6 separate regions of the Homo sapiens genome follow, and all the other regions are linked to region 5. The links are chromatin loops, found by intact Hi-C in ENCODE. Cell type or tissue: heart right ventricle. All regions are shown on one strand. Region 1 overlaps PDGFA (platelet derived growth factor subunit A). Region 2 overlaps PRKAR1B (protein kinase cAMP-dependent type I regulatory subunit beta). Region 3 overlaps PRKAR1B (protein kinase cAMP-dependent type I regulatory subunit beta). Region 4 holds the start of LOC105375118 (a long non-coding RNA gene). Region 5 overlaps DNAAF5 (dynein axonemal assembly factor 5). Region 6 has its middle 31 kb from the start of FOXL3-OT1.

Region 1 (4,000 bases), 230 kb after region 5:
CCAGTTCCCACCTCCTCAGACCCAGGCCCCCTTCATGTTCCCGCTTCTGGGAGGCGTCTTCTCCCTGCCCACCCATCCGAGGGTTGGAGGAAAACATCCGGCTTTGGACCCAGGGGGCTTTGGCTGAGGGGACAAAGGTCAGAGGGAACAGGAGGCCCATTTTGGAGGCTCAGCCAAGAGACCGGTCCTGCCGCTGCGGATGGAGGCGGCTGTCAACCTGGCGAGGAGATGGGCCCCAGAGCCTCAGACTCTGTGCCTGTGAGTGGGCATGGATGGGGTCAGCTGAGGTCAAAGGGGTTGGGGCTGGCCGGGAGGGGCCCCCAAAGTCTGTCCACCCAGGATGGGCATGGCATCCCCCATTTCCAGTTTTTATGCCTTTCCGGTCAACATTCAGAGGTCTCTTGTTAGAAGATGGATGGTAGTGAAGCTGGGAGTGTCACTGCCTGGCACAGACCCTGCTGGGATCACCAGGATGTGACTGACCGGCAGCCCTGGGGGAGTGACTGGCCGGGGTCCCTAGCTGGGTGGGTGTTTCCTTGCACTCTGCCTGGCACAGTTAGCTCTTGGTGCCTGGACGCCCGACTCTCCCCCAGACCCAAGCCTCGGGGGTAGGACAGGAGTGTGGGCCTGAACGTGGACCATGGGGATGAGATGCCAGCCCGAGGACTGCAGGGGTCTAGCCTGGACGGAGCTGGCTCTGAGCCCACCTTGCTGTGCTGGAGGCTTCCAGAAGGTGTGTGCTCACCTGGTGCTTGGGATGGGCCTCTGCTCCCTGGAACAGAGTGGCTGGGGTGTTACGGGTGAGAAGCTCCCAGCCACGACTCTGTCCACTCTCTGGGGTCTGGTGCAGGAGTCTCTAGGTGGGCGGAGTGGAGGTCCTCTTGAGCCAGGCTGGGCAGGGGCCTCTTACACGAGCTTGAGGTCTGGGCATTGCTTCCATTCTTAATGGATATGGGGGCAGTGCTGAAGGAGGCAGGATCTTCTTTTTTTTTCTTTGTTATAAAGACAGGGTCTTGCTTTGTTGGCCAGGCTGGTGTCAAATTCCTGGGATCACAGGTATGAACCTCCTCCACGCCCGACTTGAGGGATTTTTTTTTTTTTTTTGAGACAGAGTCTCACTCTGTTGCCCAGGCTGGAGTGCAGTGGCCCGATATCAGCTCACTGCAACCTCCACCTCCCGGGTTCAGGCAATTCTTCTGCCTTAGCCTCTCGAGTAGCTGGGATTACAGACACTCACCACCACGCCTGGCTATTTTTTGTATTTTTTTAGTAGAGATGAGGTTTCGCCATATTGGTCAGGCTGGTCTTGAACTCCTGACCTCAGGTGATCTGCCCGCCTCGACCTCCCAAAGTGCTGGGATTACAGGCGTGAGCCACCGCACCCAGCTGGGGTCCTCATGACCCAAGTCAGCATCTGGATTGAGTGACATTCCAAGTCTCTGTCGAGAGACACCCAGGTGGGGCTGTGGGGCGGTGGGGCCAGGGCTCTGGACTCTAGGCTTTCTTTCCGTGAAAGAGGTGAGAAGGAGTGCAGGCTAGGGATGGAGATTCAACGCTGTGTGACTCTGGGCAAGGGGCTTCCCTTGTCTGTGCTGTGTGTTCTCATCTCTAGAATGGACCACGATGGTGTCCTCACAGGGTAGCTGTGAGGGTTACAGTGACGGGCACGTGCGGTCCAGTCAGGTGTCTTTCATGGCTAATACTCTGTCTTGGAGCCTTGAAAGGGTCAGGCCGTAACCTGGAGTTGGGGTGGGGTCCCCCGCAGGGAGTGGCTGTCCCAAGCCCTCCTCAGGGGGTCTCTGCAGCTTCTGGGCTTTGTAGCAGTAGGGACTCGGCATCCCAGGTCTAGAGGGGTGACGGCATCCCTGGGTTGTAGTCTTGGGTGAGTTCGCGCCGGGAGTGTTGAGGTGGGGCGGCTTACGACGCAGATGAACTCAGCCGTGGGGAATCGGAATGTCTGGTGTGATAAGGTGCAGCCCACATCTCTGGGACGGAAAAAGGGGAGGGACATGGGGACCCCCCCCATCACTTGGGCTTCGGCTTGGGGCCTGGGGGCCGGGGTACCCCCCGTGGGGGTCCTGAGGACATTGTAGTCTGTTCTTTGGACTTGGCCTTCTTTTATGGAGGAGGTTTTTGTGAGAATCCAATATTCATTTTGTGTTCTTGGGAGAAAAATGTAGCTATTTCCTGGCCAGACAGAGGTGGCGGAACGGCCCGGAATCCTGGCATACTCAGAAACAGGTGCAATCATCGCTGTTTGTTTTTGTTTGATAAAAACGGGCTTGTCTGAGGAGGCAGTGGGTTCCCAGACGAGCGGCCGTGCCATGTGCCTTTCGCACGGTGCCCAGAGGGGTGGCATTTCTGTTGTGTCCTGGGAGCCCACGCGCCCGCGGTGGCCGGCCATCTCGAGTGGTTGAGAGCGAGCCTGCCCCTCGCCTGGGCGTCTGGTGTCTGGCCAGACGGGCCTGCGGTCTCTGCCGAGCCAGGCCCTGGTATCTGCCCTGCCGAGGGAACTAGGTGAGGCTGCTTGTTGACCAAAGAGGCTGTGCCATCCGGAGGGTCAGGGCCGGGAGCAGAACAGGGCGCCCTGCCCGAGCCCATCCCCACGAACCCAGATTTCAGAGCCCACCTGCCCCATGCCTCACTTGGCCACCCCTGCAGAGGCTGGGGGTGGGTGGGAGCAGCAGAGTATGGGTGCTTCGAGCCTGGGAGATGGCAGGGTGTGAGGCTGGTGCTGTTCCTCCTGCTGGGACCTGTGTCCAGGGCCTCCAGGGGAGGGGAGGAAGGAACTCGGTCCCTGCTGAGGCAGGAGGGGGCTGGGCCTGGTTTTGCGCACTGGGATCCCTAGTTACTTACTACCTGGGCAGTTCTTGACTCAGGGAGGGCTGAGGACATGCTTGCAGGGCTGGGGGTGGCTGAGGTCCCAGGTGGCCCTGCTGCTCCTCTTGGGGCTTTGCTGCAGTTCATCCTCGGGCCGGGCCTCTCCGACCCCAGGCCCTCAACAGGAGGGTGGCTCTAGACCCACTCTCTGCCTGTGGTGGGTGGGTGGTGGTACTGTGCTGAGCTTGGGGACCAGGGGGTGGGTTGGTTTTGGGGCTCTGGATTAGAATCCACGCCAGTGGCAGCCCACTCTTGAAGGCTGGCTTTGTCCTCGTTTCTGGGGCCTTCTGCATGTGCAGCCTCATTTATTCCTCAACTCCTGGGTGGGTGTGATTGGTCTCCGTTTTACAGATGGGAGGTGGAAGTGTGTGCACGGCCTGCGGAGGCCTCTCTCTGGAGGATTCTGTCCTGGGGAAAGGGGCAGATTGCCGCGGGAGTGTGGAGGCTGATCTGAGGCCTCCCGAGTGGAACGGAGCCCCATGTAGGAAGCGGCAGTGTCCTGGCCGCTTTCTCTCACGCTTTGTGACGTAGCGAAACCTCCCAGGCCAGGTCCTGTTTCTGAGCTGGCTCCTGACCCCAGGCGCCCCACGCCCTGCAACTGTTGAGCTCATACTTGGCTGTCTGCTCACGCCCCAGGCAGCCCAGACCACTTCACACGCCTGCAGGCACCCTTTGCACTGTGGGTTAACCATTAACTCAGCCTCGGACAAGCCTGGTCCCCAGCGCCTTAGGGACCGGCTTACCTTCGGAGCCTGCCTGGTCCCAGGGTGCAGAGCTGACCTTCTCCCTGGGGGCCCTGCTGATGCCCAGTCTCCAGAGTCTGGAGTCCCCCCTTCCCCCCAAGAAGGTTGGGAAACATTCCCCTCCTCCCTCCTTCACCCTCCTGACTGCCTGGGAGGCAGGGCCACTGGGCTGGGGGCATCTGGCCTTGGGCTGAGGTCTCCTCATTCACCCAGCAGCGTGCATTCCCCCACGCCCCTGTGCTCAGGGGGTGACCCGGCCTCCGTTTCCTTTCTAGCCTCAGTTTCCCCATGAACCGTGAGGGGTGAAGTGGGTGATCCATAGTGGCTGTTCTTGCATTTAGACCCTGCATGCGGCAGGGCTGGTTCCGTGGGCACAG
Region 2 (4,000 bases), 66 kb after region 5:
ACTTTGAGGCTGCCTGCTCTTCTTCTCTCTGCTTCCCCGCTTAGGAAGAGTGCGGCAGAGAATCCTTTGCAGATGCATCCACCTGCAGGGTTTGCACACCTGCTGGCCTAATGACCCCTCCGTACAAGTTCAGGTTCAAGACAGATATCCCCATCATCACAGGCTGTGTGACTTTGCTCTTGTCGATCCGTAACAGTGTGGGAGATACATAAGGTTGTGCGAGAGATACGTAAGCTTGGAGAAGGGTAGAAATTATGTTTAAGACCTTTGATTTAAAGGAAGATAGTGCAACGTGGTTGTGAGGGAGGCTGCAACTCCCCCAGACCGCCTGCCTGTCCTTCTAGGATGGTGGTATTGCTAGTTGGCCTTGATCGAAGGGTTTCCCTGGGCCTTTGCACAGGATCTGTGAGAGGCATAGTGTCAACCTCACAGCCTCAGTTTCCTTCCCTGTCCTTGTCCAAGGCCCCACAACTCCTCAGGAGCAGAGCTAGGGTTTGAGCTCGAGTTCTTGGGCACCTAAGCCTGTGCTCCCTCCCCTGTAAGGACACATCACCTGCACCTGCCGCTACCCTGCCTGCATGGTGAAGGAAGATTGAGAATGGGTGATTTAGGCATTGCCAGTGAGCGGGGTCCATACTGTCCTGTAGTGAACTGCAGCTGCAGGGAGACAGCTCAGGGGTGAGACAGGACCAGGAGTTCCCATCACACAGGTGTTGGGCTGGAGTGGTCTTATTCCCAGGCACGCCTATGCACACAGTCATGCACACACAATCTCACTCAGATACCACAGAATTTAAGGTGTGTTTAAAACATCTTTTGGAAGGAGAGAGTTGTGGATGTCATTTATAAGTAATAACATTCTCTGAGCCTCAGTTTCCTCAGGTGTCAAATGAAGATAATAAAACCTACTTTGAGGTTGTTGTGAGAATATAAAGCAAGAATATCTATGTGTGTACTGTTATCACCACCATCATTATCATCACCATCATAGTCATCACCATTACCATCATCACCATCCCCACCATCACCATCATCACTGTCATCATCACCATCATTATCATCACCATCACCACCACCATCCTCATCACCACCATTGCCATCATCATCGTTATCACCACCATCATCATCACCATCCCCACCATCACCATCATCACTGTCATCATCACCATCATTATCATCATCACCATCACCACCACCATCCTCATCACCACCATTGCCATCATCATCTTTATCATCACCATCATCATCATCACCGCCATCATCATCACTGTTGTGGTCATTGTCATCACCATCTTTCTGTGGCCCTTTGGCTGTGTGGCAGTGGAGTCCATGAAGGTACTTCTTCTGGATGGTGCCTTGCCCCTTGGAGGCTGGCCCGGCTATCCAGACAGACCCCGCAGTCAGGCCCCACTCAGTACTTGGTCTGAGAAAGAGGCTGGGGTAGCCTTGAGTCATTCTCTGCTCCACCCTGGGCCTGAGTTGGTGAATAGGCCGCTCCGGGCCTCCCAGCACCCACAGTCAGCAGGAAGATCCCTAGGAGGCCACCTTGTCCCCACCTCACTGTACTGAACAGAGCTCTGAGACCCAGTGAGAGGGGGCCTTGGCCTGTTGCACTGACCCACACAGCAATTGTCCAGCTGGGGCTGGAGTGGGGTGTCCTTATCCCCTGGGACGGCACCTGCACAGCCCCTCTGCAGAGTTGAGTAGCTCCCAGGGCAGGCCCCAGGGTGGTGGTAGGTGCAGCCTTCTCACCTTGTGTCAGCTATTGGAGCGAAGCAGATTCCGCATCCTACCTGGGGTGCCCGGGGCAGTTACGCCTCGGCCAGGGACCTCAGCAGCCTCAGGAAGCAGCCCCGCGTGCTCCGGAGCTCTCTGATGTGCCAGGACCATGAAGGCTGTCCCTGGAGCGTGTGTCCCAGGGAAGCAGCCCCGCATGTTCCGGAGCTCTCTGATGTGCCAGGACCATGAAGGCTGTCCCTGGAGCGTGTGTCCCAGGCCTTGGGGAGTGAGGTGGAGGCCCTTGGGTTCTATCCCGGTCCCTTCCCGGCTTTCCCTGATTAGGGCGCCTGTAGGGGGAGCATCGCTGAGCTCCTGGGAGCCGAGAAACGTGATAATTGGGTGGCACCGTGCGTGTTTGTGTTGTGCGTTGGGCCTCCGGCGGGGACCTCATTACTGGAGCTGCCAGACGGGCACAGGCGAGGGCACCTCACCCTTGAGGCGGCCTTCCTGGCAGTGGCTCCAGCTCTCTGCTGCTTTAATTAAAACAGGCCTCTGGCTTGAGCAGCACCGCTGGCCTGCGCAGCTGTCTGTTATCTGTCGCTGTTTCTCTTCCTCCCACCCGCGTATCTCTGCAGTCTGTTTTTCCACAAACTGGCTCGGATCCTCAGGTGATGGGAAAAACAAGCCCTTCTGCCGAATTCACGGGCAGCTGAAGGGAGCTGTCTCCTGGCTTCTCTGAGCCTTCACGGCCCCCTCTCCCCATTCTGGCTTGGGCTTTGGGACTTTCTGCTTCCCTTTCGGGCAACATTAAAAAAACAAAATTAGCATTTTGGAAAATGCAGGGCCTCATCCGAGGAGATGCTTAATGGCTTGAACATGCAAAGAATTTGATTTCCATTTGCAGAAAGCCCAGCTGGATCTCAGCAGAGGAGACCTTGAGGTTAGCAAATCAGGGGCCACGTGAGCCCGGGAGGCTTTAGAAGCTGAATTCAACGGAGGCTGAAGCCTGGGGTTTGAAGCTTGCATCAGATGATGTATGCAATGGCCAGTCCCTGGGCCATGGGCCTCGGGCATGTTGTCTTTCTAGAGCTCCCCCGTGGCCCCCGAGGCTGCCGTTTGGCAGGGGAGGCAGAGAGAGGTTAAGCAGGCTGCGTCGGGCCACCCAGCTTGGAGTAGAAGCTGGGACTTTGACCTGGCTGGGATGTGGCTGCTTGGGGCTGACTTGCCCACCGTGAATGCACACACAGCTCATTAACCTGCCGGGAAAAGACAACAACCTTTTTAAGAGAACAGTCATTTTCCACACGCCTAGCGTTTTCCAGCTAATAACAAGTCTCGTGGCCTGCGCCTGGAGCTGCGGGGCAGTTGCAGCTCTCCGTGGAGCCTGTTTCAAAGGGTCTCCAGGGCTGGCGCTATCTAATACCACAGTGACAACAAGCCCTCTTGCTTTGTCTGATTTGTGAGTGGAGAGAAGAACCTCAGGTCTTTCTTACCACTTCCCCCAGGTGATCGTGGCCTGCGTGGATCTTGCCTGTGGTCCTGGCTGTTTGGTGCCCTGAGATTTTTGTTTTTGTTTTTTTGAGACACAGTCTTGCTCCGTTGCTCAGGCTGGAGTGTAGTGGCACGATCTTGGCTCACTGCAGCCTCGACTTCCTGGGCTCAAGTGATCCTCCTGCCTCAGCCTCCCGACTAGCTGGGGCCACAGGCGTGCACCACCACACCCAGCTATTTTTTTTTTTTAGTTTTTGTAGAGACAGAGTCTCGCTGTGTTGCCCAGGCTGGACTTGAGCCTCCTGGGCTCAAGCGATCCTCTGGCCTCAGCCTCCCATAGTGTTGGGATTGCAGGCATGAGCCACCACACCCAGCAGCTGCTGTAACATTTTGAAACTTGTGGAATTTGGTGGTGTGTGGTCTCCGGTACCACATCTTCTGACCCCTAGCCAGTTCACGTTTTGTTGTCACTGACAAGCCCCTGCAGACCTGGGGGCTGAGATGCTGCACGTGGCCTCTGCCTCCAGCACCCAGTATGTGGATGGGGACCCGAGGCCCAGAGAAGGTGCAGGAAGGCCCACTGCCCCGGGCAGGGAATGGGGCTGTCCTTCAGATGGAGGGTGCCAGGGCAGAGGCTGTGTTCATGCAGGCCTGAGGCTAAGCCCTGGTGCAGCACTGGCCACTGTGCTGTGTCGGGGACCACATAGCGACCAGAAGGAGGGATGCACCAGCTTTCACATTCCGACGGACGCCATGGGTCCTGGCATGGCTCCATTCTTGAGCCCTGGTC
Region 3 (4,000 bases), 74 kb after region 5:
AAAATCTGGGAATCTGGGCCAGGCACAGTAGCACAAACCTGTGGTCCCAGCTACTCCAGAGGCTGAGGTGGCAGGTCGCTTAAGCCCGGGAGGTGGAGACTGCAGTGAGCCGAGATCGCGCCACTGCACTGGGCGACAGAGCGAGACTCCGTCTCAAAAACAAAAACAAAAACAAAAGCCCTCACAAGGCCCATGCGTCTGGACGTGCAGAGCTGTGGAGGAAGCAGCCTCTTGCTGTCCTGCCGGTGTCCATGGTCGCGGCCTGGGGTTTCCTCCCTGGGCTGGTTTTTGCAGCCGTCGTCTTCTTGCCTCACCAGTGTTGTTGTTTCTCCTCTCCCCATTGGCTCCCAGCTCCCTTCCTCACAGCTGCCTGCATGCGCAGAATATTCCGGCTCGGGACGGCGTGTGCGGCCACCATGTGGGTGCCCTCCTCTCCCCCTTTCGTGGTCACTTCGGTGCCTGTGGGCTGAATCATATGTGGCAGTTGGAAGTGCTCCACTAGGATGGAAGCTATACTCACTCATTCATTCAACAGGTGTTTAGTGAGCATCTCCTTCAGGCCAGACCCCGCCCGAGGGGTTGAAGATACTGCATGCGCAACACAGACCACCCCCTACCGTACCTGGCTTTACTGAGCTTTTTTCTAATGGAAGAGACTATAAGTAAATGAAATAAATTGTTAGAATATAGGATGAGGCAGTGAGACGTGCTGAAAAGAAACACAAGGTGGTGCAGGGGGTGGGGATGCAGTTTTGGTAGAGACCAGCGTCTTAGGATTGTGTCATCCTCATGGTTTGTGAGCCGTCCTGCACATCTCCGCAGAGTGTCTGTGCTGTGTGTGTGAGGTTTTTATTTGCCTGGTGTCATGAGACCCATGTTGGTGACTCTTTCTTAGCTTACAAATGACTGCGAGATAATATTTTTTTAAAAACATTAGGCCAGGCACGGTGGCTCATGTCTATAACCCCAGCATTTTGGGAGGCTGAGGTGGGTGGATCACTTGAGGCCAGGAGTTTGAGACCAGCCTGTCCAACATGACAAAACCCTGTCTCTACTAAAAATACAAAAATTAGCCTGGCATGATGGTGGGTGCCTGTAGTCCCAGCTACTCAGGAGGCTGAGGCAGGAGAATCACTTGAACCAGGGAGGTGGAGGTTGCAGTGAGCTGAGAATGCACCACTGCACTCCAGCCTGGGCAACAGAGTAAGACTCTATCTCAAAAAAACCCAAAAAACAAAAAACATTTTATCGTGGAAAACTTCAAAAGTATATGAAAGAAGAGTGGCTTTCGTGAGCCGCCGGCTTCCATAGCACAAGGTCATGTTCAGGCTGCTCTCATCTCTCTTCCCTCCCACTTTCTCCCGACCCTGATCTATTTTGAAGCAAACCTCAGCCATCAGATCATTTTGTCTGTGAATATTTCAGTGTAAGATGCTAACTTTGTTTTTTTCTGAGACAAGGTCTCACTCTATTGCCCAGGCTGGAGCACAGTGGTGCAGTCATAAATCACAGCAGCCCCCACCTCATGGGCTCCAGTGATCCTCCTGCCTCAGCCTCCTAGTAGCTGGAACTACAGGTGTGCACCACCATGCCTGGCTAATTTTTAATTTTTTTTGTAGAGATGGGGGTCTCGCTGTGTTGCCCAGGCTGGTCTTGAACTCCTGTCCTCAAGCAGTGCTCCCTCCTTGGCATCTCAAAGTGCTGGGATTACAGGTGTGAGCCACCGGACCCCGCCAAGTTGCTAATTTTTGATCTAGTTTCTTGTCTTCATAATCACATCACTGTGGATAGGTGAGGTTGGGGTAGCACATTCGCCGTCCATATGCTGGCTCACGGAGCTGCTGTCTCGGCCTGTGTTTCTGACGTGGGCCTTGCTTGTCGGGTTTGCATTTCTCTCTGCATTTAATTGGGAGCCTCTTTAGAAGGTGGGTCTGCTTCTGAGCTTCTTTCTGCTGCTGCAAAGCTGGGCTCAGTGGGAATTACGCAAGCCTCGCTGGTTCATGAGGAGGTGGAGGCTGTGAGAAGAAATGAAAGCGCCCCTGAGCCCAGACAATTATTTTCTTCTTGTTTTACAAGCCTGTTGCTGAAGACTCGACATTTTCTGCTTTACGTCTTGTGTGGTGACAGCTGGTTCATGCTTGTCCTTCAAAAAAAGCAACAGTTGCTAAGAGTCCCACAAACAAAGATGTGCTTTGACTCCCAGGAACAGCTGTGGAAGGACAGGGTGTCCTGTCGGCTGCTATGTCCAAATATTCAGACTGCCCAAAACGGCGCCTCAGCCCCTGGCGCCGCTGGGTACTGCCCCTCATTCCTGTCCACCACCCCCATAGCTTTGTATTTTCTAACGGTGAAAAAATGCCTTCTTACTTCTTGACCAGAGACACGAAGTCCTCTGAGTTAATTGAGTCTAAATATGGGGTATTGAGGGAGAAGAGGTCAGCATGAATCATTCACCCATTCATTCATTCATCCATCCATCCATCCATCCATCCATCCATGCACACATTCATTCATGCATCAATTCCTTCATTCACCCATCCACACATTCACTCATGCATCCATTCATTTGTTCACTCATTCATTCATCCATCCATCCATCCATCCATCCATCCATCCATCCGTCCGTCCATTCATCCATCCATTCATTTATCCATCCATGCACACATTCACTCATGCATCAATTCCTTCATTCACCCATCCACACATTCACTCATGCATCCATTCATTTGTTCACTCATTCATTCATTCATTCATCCATCTATCCATCCATCCATCCATGCATTCACTCATGCATCCTTTCATTCATTCACCCATCCATGCATTCACTCATGCATCCATTCATTTATTCACTCATTCATTCATTCATCCATCCATCCGTCCATCCATCCATCCATTCATCCATCCGTCCGTCCATCCATGCATTCACTCATGCATCCATTCATTCGTTCACTCATTCATTCATTCATCCATCCGTCCGTCCATCCATGCATTCACTCATGCATCCATTCATCTGTTCACCCATTCATTCATTCACCCATCCACACATTGACTCATGCATCCACTCATTCATTCATCTATCCACACATTCACTCATGCATCCATTCCTTTGTTCAGACATTTATCCATTCATTCATTCATCCATCCATGCATTTACACATCCATCCACTCATTTGTTCACCCATTTATCCATCCATTCACTCATGAATCCATTAATTCATTCACCCACTTATTCATCCATTCACTCATTCATTCATTCATCTACGCATTCACTTATGCATCCATTCCTTTGTTCCATTTATCCATTCATTCATCCATCCATCCATCCATCCATTCCCTCACTCATCCATTAATTCCCCCCTTATCCATACATTTAGTCATCCATCCACACATTCACTCATACATCCATCCAGTCATCCATTCACTCATTTATCCACTCATTCATTCACCCACTTATCCATTCATTTATCTATCCATTCATACATTCATTTCTTCATCTATTCATCTAGTCAGTCATCCATTCATTCATGCATCCATACATTCACCCATGCATCATCCATTCATTCACCCATTCATTCATTCATTAGCTCATGTATCCACTCATTCATCCATCCATGCATTCACCCACCCATCCACTAATTCACCTATTTATCCATCCATTCAGTCACTCATTTATCCATTCATTCATTTTTCCATTCATTCATTCACCCCTCCACACATTCACTCAGGCACCCATCCATTCATTCACCCATCCAGTAAATCCTGGTTGGATCTCCTCTGTGCCCAGTGCTGGAAATCGTGCTCACAGATGTAGACACAAGTGGGAGGAGAGCCCAAGGAGAAAATGACTTTCTGGGGAGGTGGAGGTGGATCTTTGTCTTTCAAAGGCTCATAAATGGATTTTTCTGACTCAGTGAGAAACCCAACCACTTACGCGGGGGCAGACCTTGTATCCCAGAGAGCAGCCTCACATGCTGTCTCATGTAACTCCCCAATGGACCCA
Region 4 (4,000 bases), 400 kb after region 5:
TTGTGTGTGTGCATGTGGGTGCATGTGTGCTTGTGTGCACGTATGTATGTGTGTGTTTGTGTGCAGGTGGGTACATGTGTGCATATGTGCGTGTTTGTGTGTGTGTGTATGCGTCTGTGCCTGCATGTGTGTTTCTGTGTGCATGTGGGTGGACGTGTGCATGTGTGCACGTTTGTATGTGTTTGCGTGTGCGTGTGTGTTTCTTTGTGCATGTATGCACATTTGTGTATATGTGTGTGTGCTTGTGTGTGCATGTTTGTGTGTGCATGTATGAGCTTTTGTATGTGTTTGTGTGTGTATGTGGATGCACGTGTGTGTGTGCACTTTTGTGTGTGTGTCTCTGCATGCATGTGGGTGCACGTGTGCATGTGTGCACGTTTGTGTGTGCACGTGTGTTTCTGTGTGCATGTGGGTACATGTGTACATGTGTGCATGTGTGCACATTTGTGTGTGTGTTTCTGCGTGCATGTGGGTGGATGTGTGCATGTGTGCACGTTTGTGTGTGTGCGTGTTTCTGCATGCATGTAGGTGCATGTGTGCACGTTTGTGTGTGTGTGTTTCTGCATGCATGTGGGTGCATGTGTGCGCGTTTGTGTGTGTGTGTTTCTGCGTGCATGTGGGTGCATGTGTGCATGTGTGCATGTGTGCGCGTGTGTGCGTGTGTTTCTGCTTGCATGTGGGTGCATGTGTGCGCGTTTGTTTGTGCGTGTTTCTGCGTGCATGTGGATGCATGTGTGCATGTGTGTGCGTTTGTGCGTGTGTTTCTGCGTGCATGTGGGTGCATGTGTGCATGTGTGCACGTTTGTGTGTTTCTGCGTGCATGTGGGTGCATGTGTGCATGTGTGCATGTGTGCACGTTTGTGTGTGTGTTTCTGCGTGCATGTGGGTGCATGTGTGCATGTGTGCGCGTTTGTGTGTGCGTTTCTGCATGCATGTGGATGCATGTGTGCATGTGTGCGCGTTTGTTTGTGCGTGTGTTTCTGCGTGCATGTGGGTGCATGTGTGCATGTGTGCGCGTTTGTGTGTGTGTGTTTCTGCGTGCATGTGTGCATGTGTGCGCGTTTGTGTGTGTGTGTGTTTCTGCGTGCATGTGCGTGCCTGTGTCTGAACTGGCTTGGGGGGGTGGGGCGGGACAAGGACATTCCTGGACCCGGCGCTTGACAAGCTGCCAGGCCGTCCCCATTGTCATGTCAACCAAATATTTTCAGCCTCCACGCCCAGAAGCCTCCGGAGCTCGCTTCTCCTCGCCGCTCACACACCGCGGGCCAGACTTCCAAACCGCTAGGCAGATTTTGAGTCCCTTTTTTTAGCTGCTGAATGAAAAAAAATAAGCAAACACAAATCTGCTGATCCCGGGCCGCCCCCTTTTCTGGAGAATTTAATTTCCGAGCTTTGATCTGATACCAGGGCCCAGAGGACTTGTTATTTCTAAATAATGAGCTGAATGTCTGTGCTCCCAGCCTGAACTTTTCTGGTTTGGGGAAAAATATGACTTTCCATAGACGCTCTTTGATGCGGCCAGTGGCGCTGCCGGCTCCGGGATGAAAGGCCTTTCAGAGGGCAGGCGGCGCTGGGCGGGGCGGCCGGGCCGTGGTGCCCTCAGGACAATGCCCTCCGCAGGGTCCCCCCCCGCCGGCCCCTCCCTGGGCAAGGGCGGAGCTCGTTCAGCAGGAACCCCGGTGCTGGGACCTGAGCCCAGGGCCACCTGCATCGCGGCCCAACCTGTCTGGGGCCTCGTCCTCTCTCGGTGAGCGCGGGGGTCAGAGGGCGCCCGAGGCAGGGACTGTCAATCCTGGGCGGGTGGGAGGAGGGGGCTCCAGGGCCGCCTCCCCGGCGGGCCCCGCGCTCCACGGAAGGGGCTCTTCCTACCAACGTCATGCCTCAAACCAGGGCTGGGGGGCCCCGCTCCCAAGCTGGGGGACACCGGAGCAAACGGAACGGCGCAGGGCGGGCGCGGGCGGCAGCGCTGTCTGAGGTGCGGGCGGCACCTGCGCTTCCCCGGGAGGTTAGAGAAAGGCGCCCCCTGCTGGCGGCTGCGCCCTCGGGGGACCTGCAGGGCCCGAGGCCACGTGGAGACGAAGGAGCCCTCTCCTGGGGTGGGGGCACGGGACTGGGTTCAGCGCCTCCAAGCCTCTCCCCAGGCCCTCCACTGGGTGTTCTTGTTGGAGTCCGCAGCCTGCACAGTTCCAGCCCTGGCGGTCTGAGGCTAGGCGAGGGTGTGTGGACCAGGGAGACCCCGGCGCCCGGTGGGAGGGCCCAGCCCGCCCACCCCTGCCCTGGCACCTGCCGGCAGAGCCCCCAGCCCGCTCACCCCTGCCCCTGGGGCTGTCAGCATCCACGGGACGGCCACACCACACCAGGAAATGATCATTCCAGGTCAGGGCTGGGTGATTGCGGCGCCCTCTCCCCTTACCCCAGCGGTGGGCAACTTCGCACTTCGGATAGCATTTCCCCTGGGAAGAGGCCAAGCGTGCTTCGACAGGCGGCATCACAAAAGGTCAAGAGGCAAACACCCTCGGTCCGCCGCCTCGATAATTAGCTCCTCAGCCAGCCTGCAGAAAAGCCATCGGGCCTGGACAAGCTCCCAGGCACAGCACCTCACCACCCGCCCTCTGTCCTGCCCAGTGTACACACAGGAGCTCCTGGCACCCCGGAGGGCAGCCCCCAACCCTGAAACACACAGCGGCAGCGGCCTGACCTCCCCGGCACTCTCTACGTCATGTGTCTCAGATGGGGACCTGTGAGTCCCGGAACCTGACTCACGGGTTTGTGTCCACTCCTGGGCCAGGTGGGATTAAGAAATACTTTTAAAAAATAAATAGTTTCATTAACCAATAGTTCAGTCACAGGCAGGTTTGGAAATCGCAAGGAACCCAGTGGGGAAAAAGTAATGAAATCCAAATAAAGGTCTAGTTTAGTTAATGCTGGTGTGCCAGTATTGCATCCTTAATGTGACGAGTGCCCTGTCCTCGGGTAGGATGCCAGGAATGGAGGAAGCCAGGTGCAGGGTAGACCTAACTGTCTGTGCTATCTCCACAAGTTTGCTGTAAATCTAAACATAAAATCCGGTGGATCACTTGAGGTCAAGAGTTCAAGACCAGCCTGGCCAAGATGGTGAAACCCCGTCTCTACTAAAAATACAAAAAAAATTAGTTGGGCATGGTGGCAGGCACCTGTAATCCCAGCTACTCGGGAGGCTGAGGCAGGAGAATTGCTTGAACCTAGGAGGTGGAGGTTGCAGTGAGCCTAGATTGAGCCATTGCACTCCAGCCTGGGTGACAAGAGTGAAATTTCGTCTCAAAAAAAAAAAAAAATCTAAACATAAAATCTAAAATAAAAGTTTCATTAAAAACAGTTGAGAGAGGATATAATATAGGATCTTGTGGGTCACTCTAAGGTTGGATCCTGTGGGTCACTCTAAGGGTTTTGGGCTTTGCTGTCAGTGTCAGCACAATGATTTTACTTTTGCAGGTGGTGTGTCTCTCGGGACCAAGTGGATGTTGAGATACCAGCCGGACAGCTATTATACCAATGCAGAAAGAAGGAAATGGTGGCTTGGGTACTAGTGCCGGGGGACGGGGGAGAGGACATGGTTGCTTGGGCCAAAGGATGGTGCTGAAGTGGGGAGAAGGGGTCTGATTCCAGGTATGTTTTGAAGGTGAAGCCAACAAGAGTTGCTGACAGATTCAGCGTGGGGATGAGAGGAAAGGAGAGTCTGGGCTGAGCCCAGGGTCTCGCCTAACTAGCTAGAGGGATGAGGCCACGCTGACCCAGTGGGGAGTGGGGAAGGGCAGTGCAGGGAGGACAATGGGGAGTTTGTTCTGAGCATGTCCTGGCTGAGATGCCTGCTGGACTTCAAGCTCAAGAAACCTCTTGGATTTAAATCTAGAGTTGAGAGGAGAGGTTGTCCTTCAGGGGTCCATATGAAAGCTTCAGGTGCTTCCGAGGGATCCTCTGGCATGACAGGTCTGAGCCCGTCTTTCCCTCTCCGGCACTGCAG
Region 5 (4,000 bases):
TCCACAAAAAACCTATTAGAACAGATAAACAAATTCAGTAAAGTTGCAGGATACAAAATCACCAAAAAAGCCCCAGTAGCATTTCTACATGCCAACAGTTAACAAATCTGAAAAAGAAATCAAGAAAGTAATTCCATTTACAATAGCTACAAACAAAATAAGATACCTAGGAATTAACTTAACCAAAGAAGTGAAAGATCTCTACAATGAAAACTATAAGGCCAGGCGCAGTGGCTCACACCTGTAATCCCAGCACTTTGGGAGGCTGAGGCAGTCGGATCACGAAGTCAGGAGATTGAGACCATCCTGGCTAACATGGTGAAACTGTCTCTACTAAAAACACAAAAAATTAGCCAGGTGCGGTGGCAGGCACCTGTAGTCCCAGCTACTCGGGAGGCTGAGGAAGGAGAATGGCGTGAACCTGGGAGGCGGAGCTTGCAGTAAGCAGAGATCGCACCACTGCACTCCACCCTGGATGACAGAGCGAGACTGTCTCAAAAAAAAGAAAGAAAACTATAAACCACTGACATGAGAAAACTGAAGAGGACACACACAAAAAATGGTAACATACTCCATGGACTGGAAGAATCAATATTGTCCATACTACCCAAAATGTCCATACTACCCAAAGCAATTTACAGACTCAACGCAATCCCTATCAAAATACCAATGACATTCTTCACAGAAATAGAAAAAATAATCCTAAATTTATATGGAACCTCGAAAGACGTTGAATAGCCAAAGCCATCCTGAGCAAAAAACAAAACAAGACAAAAACAAACAAAAAACTGGAGGGATCACATTACCTGACTTCAATTTATACTACAGAGCTACAGCGACCAGAACAGCTTGGCACTGGCATAAAAACAGACACACAGACCAATGGAACAGAATAGAGAAGCCAGAAATTAAATCCATACATTTACAGTGAACTTATTTTGACAAAGGTGCCAAGGACATATCTTGGGGAGAGGACAGTTTCTTCAATAAATGGTGCTGGGAAAACTGGAACTCCATATGCAGAAAAATGAAACTGGACCCCTATCTCTCACCATGTACAAAAATCAAATCAAAATAGATTAAAGACCTCAATCTAAGACCTCAAACTATGAAACCACTAAAAGAAAACATTGGGGAAACTCTCTGGGACATGGCCTGGGCAAATGGGATCACATCAAGTTAAAAAGCTTCTGCACAGCAAATAAAACAATCAATAGTGAGGAGACAACCCACAGGATGGGAGCAAACAGCTGCACAAATACCCATCTGACAAGGGACTGACAACCAGAATCCATAAGGAGCTCAAACTCAATAGAAAAAAATCTAATAACGCGATTTAAAAATGGACAGATCTGAATAGACATTTCTCAAAAGAAGGCATACAAATGGCAAACAGGTACTTGGCAGGAACGTGACAAACACTCATCTCTGAAAAGCTGTCCATGCATCCCCAGTCTCTCCTGTAACATCTGTTGCTCCCGGAAGGTCTCTCTTGACAAGAACAGGCCTGGTGGCCTCACCAGCAGCACACATCGAGCAGGAAAACTGCAGCAAAGCTGAGCAGCTGCCGACTGCAGGCCTGGCGACAACCAGGGCACCCCTGCAGGGCGAAGTCCATGAGTCACCCACCTGAGGGCGGCACAGGGCAGTTTGTTCAAGGCCTGCTTCACAACTGCACGGCCATACGTCCGTCCTGCCTGCCTCGCCGGGGTTCTGGGTGTGGTCAGTGTCCTGGGCTCGGAGCTGCAGTCATGTGAGCGTGGGGAGATGCATTAGCCCCTGCCGCACTGGGACACCCCCTTTCCACAACTTCAGACACCATCCCGGGGCCTAAGGCTCCAGGGCGGCTAGACCGCCTGTGTCCTGACCTTGCTCTGAGGCTCACCTGGCTGTGCTACCTGAGTGAGCTCTGAGGCCTCTGAGCCTTGTAAGGAGGAGATGAAGTTATTTCCAGGCCCTTCCAGTGAAGTTCAGTGATTTAAGCCGAGTCTAGCAGGCTGCTGGAAGGTTTCCTACGAGTCAGAAGGCAGTCAGGACCTTCTGTGCAGAGAGGATGGGGTCCCAGGGCACCAGTCCCTGGGTTGTTGAGGGGGTGGAGGTGTCTGCAAGGAGCCCACATGGAGCTCCAGGACGGGGTCGCAGGGCTGATCAGAGTAAAAGGGGCAGCACCGTGACTCCACACGAAACTCACGTGAAGGGCCGTGCAGGGTCTCTAATAGGACGCAAACCCCATTGGGAAGAAACGGGCCATGCTGGAAGAATTGTCTTGGGCCACACATAAAATAACACTAACACTAATGATAGCTGACGAGCTAAAAGAAAAAAAAAAATCACAAAAACAATCTCGTAACATTTTAAGAAAGTTTATGAATTGGTGTTGGGCAGCATTCAAAGCCGTCCCGGGCTGCATGTGGCCCACGGGCCGCAGGTTGGACAAGCTTGCTTTAGATCAACAATGTGATGTCAGCTTTCTAACAGACAGCTATTGATACAGAGTAGGCTGCTTATACATAGCTACCAATACAGTTATAGCATTTATAGGCAGCTGTCGACACATAGTTATGGTATTTTTAGAGTTACGGTATAGTTATACTGAGTTACACCGTTTACAGCTAGCAATAGAGTTCCAGTATTTACAGAGCGTGCTCCACAGAGTTCCAGTATTTACAGACAGCTATCGATACAGTGATGGTATTTTTAGACAGTGACGGTATTTTTAGACAGTGATGGTTATTTTTAGACAGTGACAGTAGGCTTACACCGACAGCTATCAGCTATGGAGCTTCAGTATTCACACAGAGCTCTCCATACAGAGTCATCACACTGTTTTGAGGAGTAAGACTTGGCCCATGACACAGACTCCACTTTCCTTGTGGGCCATGCTCTGCCTCAGGCTTAAGGAAGGTGGGAGAGAAAAACCAGCCGGCCGCCTGCACTTCTTGCTGGGCTCTGTTCTTGCCCTGGCCCCTTGAACTGCCCTCCGCAGCCCAAATATTTAGCCAGTGCCAGAAGTGCCTGCTGCAAGTGCCGGGCAGCATGGACACTGACCCCGCACTCTGCCCACTTTCTCCCCACTGGGCAGAGCCTGATGTCCTCAGGGGCCCTCTGTGCTGCCTGGTGCCGAACCCACGCCAGCTCCAGGAGGGGCCGGCCAGCGTACATGGTGACTCAACTTCCGCTGGCCTGATGAGACCAAGGGGGGTGAACAAAGGCTCCTGGTGGGAAAGGGTCCCCCTGTGTCTCTGCGCACAGCCCCTAGGCAGCCACTCTGCTGCTGGAGGGAGAGAGCCGGAGAATGAAGCCTGGCCATGGAGGCAAAGCAGGGGTGTCCTGAGCAGGTGCTATGTCACACCTGGAGCCGGCCCTACGGGTGGACCCCAGCAGCACAGACGAGGGAGCGAGTCAGGGCTTCCATCCTGGCCCCAGAATACCCCGAGTGACTCTTCAACTCACCACCTTCAAGCCATTTCTCATCAGGAAACCTACCTCTTCAAGGCTGAAACCTGGAACCATGCACAGTGAAGAGGCCAGACACAAAAGATCACATGTCTGACTACGATGACAGGTAACTCAGAGACAGAAAGATCAGAGGTCACTCAGCTTCCCCGGTGGCCACAGTGTGTAGCATTTTAGCAAGTCACTGGGGCCTCAGATCCAAGACATGCCCTCCAGGCCAGATTCTGCCAGCAGTAAAGCCAACACTCAGCCCCATCTGTAGGACTCCTGCCTGCCTGCCTGCCCGTCTCTTGGTGGGTTCCAAAGCCCAACGACATAATTATCCCCAACAAACCAACCCCGACTCCACTCTTCTCCCAGTCCAGGTCCACCAACCATGGTGGCTTTTCGGGAAAGTGCGTCTTGATGGATGGGAGCACTAAGGAACCTTCTGCAACTGCTGAAGTGCACACTGTGCCTAAGAGACAATAACTACACAAGTCATCCTTTCTAACATCCTTGGAATTCATAACATCAAACATTAAAACAGTTCAGCTCTCTTCTA
Region 6 (4,000 bases), 410 kb after region 5:
ACATGAGGCTGGAATGGTCACTGCTAGAGTGGCCATGGGGGCCAACCCCGCACCCCACCCTGTGGCGTTGGTGTCCTGCCCACACCAGCACTGACATCCCTCCAGACTTCCAGCAAATTCTCTCCTATGACCCTGTTAGTGGGGACCATGGGTTTTGTGTGGTTTCTCAAACATCTCTGTGGGCGTACCTGTAAAATCAGAGGACGCCAAATGTGTGGCCCCACTGTGATCTGGGGGCACAACCCCACACAGCACCCACCAGGTTCAAAATTGCTTCAACATTTCTGTTTTTTAAACAGGATTTCATGGAAACTTTGCATTCAACTCCAGAGGACATCTGTGTTTGCTTTAGTACAAAACAATGTGTTAAATGGTTTTCCACTGTCAACGGACAGAATGACAACACATGTAGTTTAAAGATCTTAATGGACTCTATTTCGATTCTAGAATCGGGCAATGTGTCCCTCTGTAAAACAGAACTAGTGCTTCCTCGAGCTGAGCAGAGGGGGCGGCTTTACAGATGGAAAGGGCTTCCTAGAAGAAAGCAGAGGCAAAGAACACAGGCGGAGGGGTCGTTTCAAAGTTACTGTCCCTGCAGGGCGGGGACAGGGAGCAGAAAAATACAAAAACAACCAATCGATTGTCTCACATCGGGTGACTTCAGGCTAAGGATTAAAGCAGAGGGAACTTCATTCCACACTGATTGAAGACTGGAACCGGCCTGTTTGGGAAATTGGCCATTCTCTCTCTCTCTCCTTTTCTTTCTTTCTTTTTTGTTTTTTAAAATAATTTATTATTTTTATAGAGACAGGGTTCCACTGTGTTGCCCAGGCTGGTCTCAGACTCCTGAGCTCAAGCCATCCTCCTGCCTCAGGCTCCCAAAGTGCTGGGATGACAGGTGTGAGCCGCCGTGTCTGGCCAATCGCCCTCTCTTGATTTTTTGGAAGGTCAGATGACAACTTCGGTTGGGTTTGGTGACAGACAGCCTGACCATGGGTGACTGCATTTGATTTTTACCCAGAGCAGGCGCTTAGTTCAAAACCATGGTCTTCCATAATTTTTATGTAACTAGCACAGCGGAGGAAGAAGACACTAGGGGGGCGCCTTCCCACCTGCCTGGATTTCCCGACTCCGAGCCTCCCTCAAGGGGAGTGGATGGCACCTCAGTTTGAGAGGCCGGACTTCCTGGGTCCCTCTCCTGGCAGCTGCTCAGGGTCCCTGAGCCCCCTGTCCCCTGCCCTCTGTCCTCAGCAAGGGCCCTGGGTGGGGTCTTTTCCAGGGGGCAACTGCTTAGGGTCCCTGGGGCCCTTCCTTGCCCCTCTGTCCTCAGCAAACCTCTGGCCTGGGTCTGTCTCCTGCTCAACATCCCTGGGCCCCCTCCCCGCCTTGCCCTCCTGGCCCCAGCAAGGCCCCAGGCCTGGGGTCTGGGCAAGACCCCTCCTAGGTCAGGACAGGAGTGAATCCAGAGACCACTCGGCTTCAATTTGGTGCAGAGGCCCTAAAGGGCATTTGAGAAAAGATGGGGTAGGGAGGGGCCTGAGGGCAGCCGGACTGGACGCCAGGGGCTGAGCAGGTCACTGTCTCGCTGAGCACCAGGACAGCTGCTCTGCAAGCGTTCCCCGCGTTTCAGCCCCTCTTACAGGGTGGCTGTGGGAGTGACTGCGCGAGAAGATGGGTGTCAGGGGCTTACAGAGCCAGCCTTCTTGGTGGAGCCCTCCCACTGCCACCCCAACCCCGCTCCGTCCAGGGCGCTGCTCTCTTTCGGGGCGTCGGGCTGCAGGCCTGGACCCCAGACCTGGGTCTGCGGGGCGGCGGGGGCGGGGCCTGGGCCTCGGGGGGCGTGGCCGGGGGTTGGGGCGGGGCCCGGATCACCGCCCTCTGCGCCTGGCCCAGCCCGCGGCCCGGCCCATCCCTGGCGCTCTGCTGCCACCTGGTGGCGTGGCGCGGCCGTGCAGCCTCGGCCTCACCTGCGGGACAGCAGGTGCACCGAGCTCCTGGAAGGCGGCTGCTGGGCGGGCGCGGACGTCCGGCTTTAGGGGACAGATCTGGAAAGGGTGGGATGACGGGAAAGCTGCCCACTCCTCAGCGTCCGGTCAGGCCTCGGCTTCCGTGGCCAGACAGGGAGAGGGGCTTATGACAAGCACATCGCCACCTGGGCTAGGGAGTCCCGCGCTGCACCTCGAGAGCTAGGAGGGGCTGCGCATGAGGGGCCCGCACCCCTCGTTTTCCAGCTGGGAAACTGAGGCTAGAAAGGCCTTGGCGGCGCTTCCCAAGGGCAGTCCTCCCGTGCGCTGACCACTCGCCGCCTGGTCTGTGGATGGAGCCTGTGGGGCAAACAAGGAAACAGGCACACAAAACTGTCATGCAATGAACGCAGCCTAACATCAGAAAGCATGGCATAGCTACTTCCCACAGCGGGAAGTGCAGTGGAAAACACAGCAAAGCCGGAAGGCCACAGCCTGGGCTTGTCCCATGGGCGCTGCTGTGGCTGGGTGGGCTGGGTGTGGAGTGATGCATGAAGCCGGTTGCTGCCGAGGCCTGGGGCAGGTGGAGGAGGGCGATCCCAGAGCTCTGTGGGCCATAAAGACGTGGACTTTATTCTAGGTACCTGGCAGGGTTTCCTAAAGGGGGCTGCGGGGAAAAGGAGTGTGACATGATGTGGTTTCAGAAGTCCCACCCTCCCTGCAGGCCTGGCTGGAGTGGGTAGGGACATGCTGGCTTCAGGTGAGTGTCCTGGGCAAAGGGGCTTAGGGCCAGGCTGTTAGGACTTCAGCACAGAGGCTGAAGGATTTGCTTTGGGGAGAGATCCAGGGAGGTTATGGCCCACTGCCAGGTGTCAAGCCAAGTCACCCACAGGTGTGATGGGAACAGGGCCAAGTGACGTTTTTAAATGGCCCTATTTTCGATCCCGGGGTTACATTGTTTGCATGATCTCATTAATTCAGCACAATAGTCCTGGGTGTTTCTCTCCTTATCTCGCTTAATTGGCGTAACAGCCTGTGAGTCAGGCACTATTGCCCCTATTTCAGGCACAAGGAAGCTGAAGGCTCAGAGAGAGTTGAAGTGCTCTGTCTTACCCAGCAGGAAGGGGCTGCAGGATTCATCCTGGGCCAGACTGTGTGTGTGCCATTTTAAAACGAAGACACAGGGCCAGGTGCGGTGGCTCACGCCTGTAATCCCAGCATTTTGGGAAAGGCCGAGGCGGGCAGATCACGGGGTCAGGAGATCGAGACCATCCTGGCCAACATGGTGAAACCCTGTCTCTACTAAAAATACAAAAAAAAAATTAGCTGGGTGTGCTGGTGTGCTTGTAATCCCAGCTACTCTGGAGGCTGAGGCAGGAGAATCACTTGAACTCAGGAAGCGGAGATTGCAGTGAGCCAAGATTGCACCACCACACTCCAGCCTGGTGACAGAGTGAAACCCCATCCAAAAAAAAAAAAGACACAGTTCCTGTAACAGAAAATTACCATTTTAAGGTGTACAAGCCAGCTGTTTTCAGTAGATTTACAATATTGTACAGCCATCACCACTACCTAATCCCAGAACATCTGCATCACCATAAAAAGAAACCCTGTACCTGTTAGCTGTCCCTCATAAGTGTCCCTCCCCCAGCTCCTGGCAACGCCCATCTGCTCTCCCTCCCTGTGGATTTGCCCATTCTGCACATTTCATACAAATGCAATCATGGAAACAGTGGCCTGCTGTGCCTGGCTTCTTTCCCTGAGCAGGGTGACTTTGAGGCTGTCCAGGTTATGGTCTGGGTCTGTGCTTCATTCCTTTTCATGGCTGAATAATATTCCACGGCATGGACAAACCACACTTTGTTTCTCCATTTATCTGTTGATGGACAGGTGGGTTGCTTCCACTTTGTGGCTGTTGTGAGTGATGCTGCTGTGAACCTTTGTATCCTAGTATCTCTCTGAGTTCCTGTTTCAGTTCCTTTGGGTGTATACCTAGGATTGGAATTTCTGAGTCTTACAGTAATTATGTTTGCCTT

Evidence for each region. Hi-C counts contacts between places; a loop is a spot of excess contacts. Peaks named below come from ENCODE experiments on the same cell type or tissue, not always from the same donor. Only the 100,000 strongest peaks of a DNase experiment are listed, where the experiment ranks them.
Region 1: it touches region 5 in a loop (2.4-fold over the local background); 27 of 110 quality-filtered maps call a loop at or near these places.
Region 2: it touches region 5 in a loop (2.7-fold over the local background); 16 of 110 quality-filtered maps call a loop at or near these places.
Region 3: it touches region 5 in a loop (3-fold over the local background); 18 of 110 quality-filtered maps call a loop at or near these places.
Region 4: it touches region 5 in a loop (9-fold over the local background); 35 of 110 quality-filtered maps call a loop at or near these places.
Region 6: a loop joins it to region 5, with 4 times the contacts of the local background. A loop is called at or near these places in 35 of 110 quality-filtered maps.

Annotation. Positions count from the first base shown.
Region 1 is chr7:503,280-507,279 of GRCh38, reverse strand. All of the region lies in intron 4 of PDGFA (platelet derived growth factor subunit A), which reads left to right. Among named protein-coding and RNA genes, the nearest start is that of PDGFA, 15 kb to the left of the region's middle. RefSeq lists an enhancer at 2,805-3,582. In heart right ventricle, no CTCF peak of the experiment used is centred here; no DNase peak of the experiment used is centred here; H3K27ac peaks cover 1,994 bases.
Region 2 is chr7:664,213-668,212 of GRCh38, reverse strand. The region is part of intron 4 of PRKAR1B (protein kinase cAMP-dependent type I regulatory subunit beta); the gene reads left to right. Among named protein-coding and RNA genes, the nearest start is that of DNAAF5, 60 kb to the left of the region's middle. In heart right ventricle, a CTCF peak has its summit at 2,069; DNase peaks (open chromatin) are centred at 2,190, 2,699 and 3,965; H3K4me3 peaks cover 759 bases; H3K27ac peaks cover 3,433 bases.
Region 3 is chr7:655,887-659,886 of GRCh38, reverse strand. The region is part of intron 4 of PRKAR1B (protein kinase cAMP-dependent type I regulatory subunit beta); the gene reads left to right. Among named protein-coding and RNA genes, the nearest start is that of PRKAR1B-AS1, 55 kb to the right of the region's middle. In heart right ventricle, no CTCF peak of the experiment used is centred here; a DNase peak (open chromatin) is centred at 2,046; H3K27ac peaks cover 1,111 bases.
Region 4 is chr7:330,835-334,834 of GRCh38, reverse strand. It overlaps LOC105375118 (a long non-coding RNA gene), which reads left to right and starts at 1,570. Exons shown (of 3, transcript XR_926965.4): 1 at 1,570-1,747; 2 at 2,626-2,788; 3 at 3,472-4,000. RefSeq lists enhancers at 329-988, 989-1,650 and a silencer at 1,910-2,099. In heart right ventricle, CTCF peaks have their summits at 1,829 and 2,032 (motif pointing left); DNase peaks (open chromatin) are centred at 1,174, 1,744 and 2,024; H3K4me3 peaks cover 1,061 bases; H3K27ac peaks cover 1,026 bases.
Region 5 is chr7:730,013-734,012 of GRCh38, reverse strand. The region is part of intron 2 of DNAAF5 (dynein axonemal assembly factor 5); the gene reads right to left. Among named protein-coding and RNA genes, the nearest start is that of PRKAR1B, 4.7 kb to the right of the region's middle. RefSeq lists an enhancer at 2,648-3,147. In heart right ventricle, a CTCF peak has its summit at 1,627 (motif pointing right); a DNase peak (open chromatin) is centred at 1,644; H3K27ac peaks cover 3,450 bases.
Region 6 is chr7:320,209-324,208 of GRCh38, reverse strand. No RefSeq gene overlaps it. Among named protein-coding and RNA genes, the nearest start is that of FOXL3-OT1, 31 kb to the right of the region's middle. RefSeq lists a silencer at 1,776-2,025. In heart right ventricle, a CTCF peak has its summit at 1,951 (motif pointing left); a DNase peak (open chromatin) is centred at 1,938; H3K27me3 peaks cover 518 bases.